2 separate regions of the Homo sapiens genome follow, and region 2 is linked to region 1. The links are chromatin loops, found by intact Hi-C in ENCODE. Cell type or tissue: endothelial cell of umbilical vein. All regions are shown on one strand. Each heading gives the region's core, and the rest is flanking DNA. Links, peaks and the distances in the headings are about the cores only.

Evidence for each region. Hi-C counts contacts between places; a loop is a spot of excess contacts. Peaks named below come from ENCODE experiments on the same cell type or tissue, not always from the same donor. Only the 100,000 strongest peaks of a DNase experiment are listed, where the experiment ranks them.
Region 2: a loop joins it to region 1, with 5 times the contacts of the local background. A loop is called at or near these places in 3 of 110 quality-filtered maps.

Annotation. Positions count from the first base shown.
Region 1 is chr10:25,022,150-25,025,069 of GRCh38, forward strand. THNSL1 (threonine synthase like 1) reads left to right here. Exons shown (of 3, transcript NM_024838.5): 3 at 1,027-2,920. The coding sequence starts at 1,075. It also overlaps a transcript of ENKUR not described here. Among named protein-coding and RNA genes, the nearest start is that of THNSL1, 7.0 kb to the left of the region's middle. In endothelial cell of umbilical vein, for the core only: no CTCF peak of the experiment used is centred there; a DNase peak (open chromatin) is centred at 1,322; H3K27ac peaks cover 1,433 bases.
Region 2 is chr10:24,850,309-24,853,228 of GRCh38, forward strand. PRTFDC1 (phosphoribosyl transferase domain containing 1) reads right to left here. Exons shown (of 9, transcript NM_020200.7): 8 at 1,080-1,156. Among named protein-coding and RNA genes, the nearest start is that of PRTFDC1, 100 kb to the right of the region's middle. In endothelial cell of umbilical vein, for the core only: no CTCF peak of the experiment used is centred there; a DNase peak (open chromatin) is centred at 1,483; H3K27ac peaks cover 734 bases.

The sequences.
Region 1 (2,920 bases), core at 186-2,685:
CTGCATTTTACGTAACTAAAAACTTGACTTGTCTGGCATACATTTTTGTTTTAATGGTGAGTATATTTCCAAAGACAAGGACTTGGTCAATATGGGAAATTATAGAGCTTCTTTGGATGCCAGAATAATTGTTGTCTCTCATCATTGGAAACATTCCTGAGGTTCTTGGCTGTGGCCCTGGGGTCTGGAAATTGAGTTAAATCTCTCCACTGATGATTATAGGGTTAGAAACAAAAGTGATGGTTCTGTGCAGATAAGGTTATATGTAGCCTTTGACCTCATTGCTGATTATTAATTTTTCTTAACTATTTGTATAATATACCTTTCACCTTGGCTCTTTTTAAAGCCTTCAATATGAATAATATGTAACAATGATTCTTAATATGCGTGTAAAAGGCACATAAGAAAGAAAATGTCATACCTTTGTCCTGTAGTTTGGAAAACTAAGCATTTTATAAGCAAATATGTTCTTTTATTCTGGTTTCCTGTTATGACTTCTATAAGAAATTTATGAGTAATATAGTCTGTCACAATGTTCATATAACTGAAGAGAAATTAAATATAAAGAATATTGTTCAACTTTTGTGAATTGCAAGTAGATAGCACTCCAACTCCAAATCATCTTTATATGTGATATAAACTGATAAACCATGAAATAATTTTCATTAAAAGATCTCAATATGAAAAGAAATAGTAATTTGATTTAGTGTATATATACTTTTAAAAGCATCTACAATCTGGCACTTTGTGAATACAAGTTTCTGTTTTTTATAGTTACAAATTTTGTCAAAGTTTTGATTTTTCAGTGTCTTGAGATTTTAAAAGATATCATTAAAAGGATAATATGCAATATATAAGAATTTGGGTTGGAATACTTTTTTTAATTCCATAAGTTTGGAAGATTTTTAAACAGTTTATGTACCATGGGCATGGTTATATTCAGTCCTATTGGGATTTTAACAATCTACTGTAATTAGTAACCAAATTATCTTTTGTTGTTTTTTGTTTGTTTTGTGTTTTGAAAAGGGCTAAAGCCAATTTTTAGGTTGGCTTGGGCAGAAAAGTGAAAAGAGAATGCTCCACTTTAACCGATGTCATCATCTGAAAAAGATAACACAGAAATGTTTTTCTAGTATACATGTTAAAACGGATAAACATGCACAGCGATTTCTTTCAAGAACCTTTGCACTTGCGGAATTGAGGAAGTCATGGTATTCAACCCACTCTCTTGTTGGAGACAAAAATATTATCCTGATGGGACCTCCTGGTGCTGGGAAAACAACAGTAGGCAGAATAATAGGTCAGAAACTAGGTTGTTGTGTCATAGATGTGGATGATGATATCCTTGAAAAAACCTGGAATATGAGTGTGTCTGAAAAATTACAGGATGTTGGTAATGAGCAATTTTTAGAAGAGGAAGGAAAAGCTGTGTTAAACTTCTCTGCATCTGGAAGTGTGATTTCCCTTACTGGGTCCAATCCAATGCATGATGCTAGCATGTGGCATCTGAAGAAAAATGGAATAATTGTATACCTGGATGTACCTCTACTAGATCTAATTTGTCGTCTAAAATTAATGAAGACAGATAGGATTGTAGGTCAGAATTCTGGAACATCTATGAAAGACTTACTTAAATTTAGAAGACAGTATTATAAGAAGTGGTATGATGCTCGTGTTTTCTGTGAAAGTGGGGCTTCCCCAGAGGAGGTAGCTGACAAAGTGCTGAATGCAATTAAAAGATACCAAGATGTGGACTCGGAAACATTCATTTCAACAAGACACGTTTGGCCTGAAGACTGTGAACAGAAGGTTTCAGCAAAATTCTTTAGTGAAGCTGTAATTGAGGGGTTGGCTTCTGATGGTGGCCTCTTTGTTCCTGCAAAGGAGTTTCCAAAATTAAGCTGCGGGGAGTGGAAAAGCCTAGTAGGAGCAACCTACGTAGAAAGAGCACAGATACTGTTGGAAAGATGTATCCATCCTGCAGACATACCTGCTGCCAGGTTGGGAGAAATGATTGAAACTGCTTATGGGGAAAACTTTGCCTGCTCAAAAATTGCTCCTGTCAGGCACCTTTCAGGCAACCAGTTCATCCTGGAGTTGTTTCATGGACCAACAGGATCATTTAAAGATTTGTCTTTACAGCTTATGCCTCATATTTTTGCACACTGTATCCCACCAAGTTGCAATTATATGATACTTGTAGCTACTTCAGGAGACACAGGGAGTGCAGTCTTAAATGGTTTTAGTCGTCTAAATAAGAATGATAAGCAAAGGATAGCTGTGGTTGCATTTTTTCCTGAGAATGGAGTAAGTGATTTTCAAAAAGCACAAATAATTGGCAGTCAGAGAGAAAATGGATGGGCAGTGGGTGTTGAGTCAGATTTTGATTTTTGCCAGACAGCTATAAAAAGAATTTTTAATGATTCTGATTTTACTGGCTTTCTTACTGTGGAATATGGAACAATCTTAAGTTCGGCTAACTCCATAAACTGGGGCCGACTACTTCCGCAGGTAGTTTATCATGCTTCCGCATATCTTGATCTTGTTAGTCAAGGATTTATTTCTTTTGGAAGCCCAGTCGATGTCTGTATTCCCACAGGAAACTTTGGTAACATTTTAGCAGCAGTGTATGCCAAAATGATGGGAATCCCGATTCGAAAATTTATCTGTGCCTCTAATCAGAACCATGTTTTGACTGATTTTATAAAAACAGGACATTATGATCTAAGGGAAAGAAAACTAGCACAAACCTTTTCACCGTCAATAGATATTCTCAAATCTTCAAACCTAGAACGACATTTACACTTGATGGCTAATAAAGATGGACAGCTAATGACAGAATTATTTAATCGATTAGAAAGTCAGCATCATTTCCAGATAGAAAAGGCTCTAGTTGAGAAACTTCAGCAGGATTTTGTAG
Region 2 (2,920 bases), core at 154-2,653, 170 kb before region 1:
AGAAATGGGGCCAGGCTAATGTAAGCAAAAAAGGAGGATTTGGATGGGCTCAGTGGCCCCTGTCTGTAATCCCAGTACTTTGGGAGGCTGAGGTGGGAGCATGATTTGAAGCCAGGAGTTCAAGACCAGCCTGGACAGCATACGAAGACCCCATCTCTACAGCAAGTAAAAATATTAGCTAGGCATAGTGGCGTGTGCCTGTAGTCCCAGCTACTCAGGAGGCTGAGGCGGGAGGATCGCTTGAGCCTGGGAGTTCAAGGCTGCAGTGAGCTATGATTGCGTCACTGCACTCTAGCCTAGGTGAGACTGTGGAGTGAGACCCTGTGTCTTTAAAGAGGGGGGAGGGGGAATTTATTGGTGGAATACTGGGGTAGCTCTCAGAATCCAAGGATGAGCTGGGCAATGAAGCAACTAGAAGGCAGGAACAAGGGCAGCTCCAGAGACTTTCACCCATGGTGCTATGGATACTCTCTGGGGGCACTGCTATCCTAGTGGTTGAAGTCTGAACACACTCAGTCTCTGTGACTTTTGGTTTAAATTTCTAATTCCCAGGACAGAGAGACTGATTGGTCCACTATGGGTAAGTTGTCTACCTCTAGATCATGCAGTGTTGGTCAGGGTCACACAGCTGGGGTCCACACTGGGGGTCCACGTCTGTGTGGTGAGATCATTTCCCCCAAAGAGGGAAGAGTTATGAGCTGCATGCCACTGTAATTGAAACCTGCTAGAGTTCAAGCACTGACACAAACCAGTGTATAGAATATTGGCTATTGTTATGGTTGGTTGGGCACAGTCAATGACTATGGAGAAGAATCAGTGTCAAACCATAGTTCTGCTTTTAGCTTCCTATTTCTTTAGTACAAAATAGAGATAATCATAATTTGCCTCTATCATCCTGATACCTACCCTGCAGAATAGTAGTGGGAGTTAATTGGGAGTATGGATGCAATGTGCTCACCATACTCCTGACATAGAAGATACTCAATCAATAGCAGACATCACTAACACGCATTCAATACTTTTTTAAATTGTTAAGTTCTTATAAAAAGGGCGGTTAGGGATTTGCATGCAAGACTTACATTCAGATCTCTGAAGTATTCATTGTAATCTAAGGCATATCCCACCACAAATAAGTTTGGAATCTCAAATCCAGCATCTTAGCAGACAGAGAAAGAGAAAAAAAAAAAGGAACAAAATTTAGATTATATAAATGCAAGTCACCATATGCTGCTGTCGCCACTCAAACTTGAGGACCTTTCATTGAGGCAGGAGGGAGTGAGAAATGGTGAGAAATGCACACGATGAGCCCAAGAGGGACCTGGACCCGAAGGACTACTCGGGAGGAAGGAGGCAAGGCAAACAAGCCAACCTACAATGAAGAATGACTGATCTAGCATACAGAGTTGAGAAAGGGCTCAGGAAGCCTGGTGCATAACAAGAAATATGCATAATTGAGTCACGTGGCCCTGGTGTTCTAAAGCAAGCAGTATGCAGTGATACGATGCCAAAGGAAACACTCTCAACAACACAAAGGAAAGTTCAAGCAGAAGGCGTTACGACGCTGCATTATGTGAACAGGTGCGCGGGCCACAGCAACTAGAAAGCAATTCTCCCGCTGTACTCAGTGTCTTGGCTGTTTAAAGGGCTGGAAAGCAAAAGCCAGGACACAAGATGAAAGGCAACGGGATTGTTCAACTTGAGGAAGAGAATGTGGAGGTTGCATTAATGCTGGTCTTTGGGTTCATGATGCAGAGGATATTAATGAGCTCCCTACTGAGGGCAGAATGAGAGGAAATGGATTTAAGCACAGTGCAAGGTACTTATGAAAAGCAAAAGAAGATTCATTGAAAAGATGATGATTTTTTGTCAGAAAGGATTCTTTTTTTTTTTCTGAGACCGAGTCTCGCGATCTTGGCTTACTGCAGCCTCCACCACCAGGGTTCAAGCCATTCTCCTGCCTCAGTTTCCCGAGTAGCTGGGAAGACAGACGTGTGCCACCATGCCAGGCTAATTTTTGTAGTTTTAGTAGAGATGGGGTTTCACCATGTTGGCCAGGCCAGTCTCGAACTCTTGACCTCAAGTGATCCATCCGCCTCAGTCTCCCAAAGTGCTGGGATTACAGGCATGGGCCACTGAACCTGGCTATTTTTTGAGAAAGGATCTCACTCTGTTGTCCAGGCGTGTGATCATGGCTCACGGCAGCCTCTACCTCCACAGGCTCAGGAGATCCTCTCACCTCAGCCTCCTGAGTAGCTGGGACTACAGGCATGCAAAACTACGCCTGGCTAATACTTATTGGAGAGAATTCTTAAGGAACAGACAATAGCTCTCCTTCTTCAGAAGTCTTGAAACAGAATAAAGGTGCACTGGTCCAGTGATTTTCAAACTTGTTTCAGTGTTTTGGAATCTTACAGGTTTGTTTATTACAGTATTATAGATGAGAGATTTATTTGCTTACTTTTAATGGAAGTGTACTTGGGTACAGCCAGTGGGCTTATAGCCTGGGCAAAGTCATCTCCACAGTGACTATGACCAACGATGCTTTCACAAGAAGAAAACGACTGGTTCATGCTCATAGAAAGTACTGGAGGTACTTATTTTCTAGGGGGTTACATTATGGAGTCCCTTGCTAGGAAAATAAGTACTAGAGGTGAGGGACTTATTTTCTAGGGGGTTGCATTATGGAGTCCCTTGCTAGGAAGCCTGCTTGATTCCTCCAAACTGCAGAGTTTCTTGAAAAAAAGAGTAAGAGAGGAGAAGCAAGAGCAGAAGAGGTCAGAAGTTACATTGAGGAGAAAAGAAAGAATCAATCAGGAGAAAGGAACGCAAAGTACAAAGCCTCATAAATCCAGAGAGAAAGAAGGAACAGAGATTCTGAGCTAGCTAAAAGAATATGAAGCCGGGTGCGCACCTGCAGTCC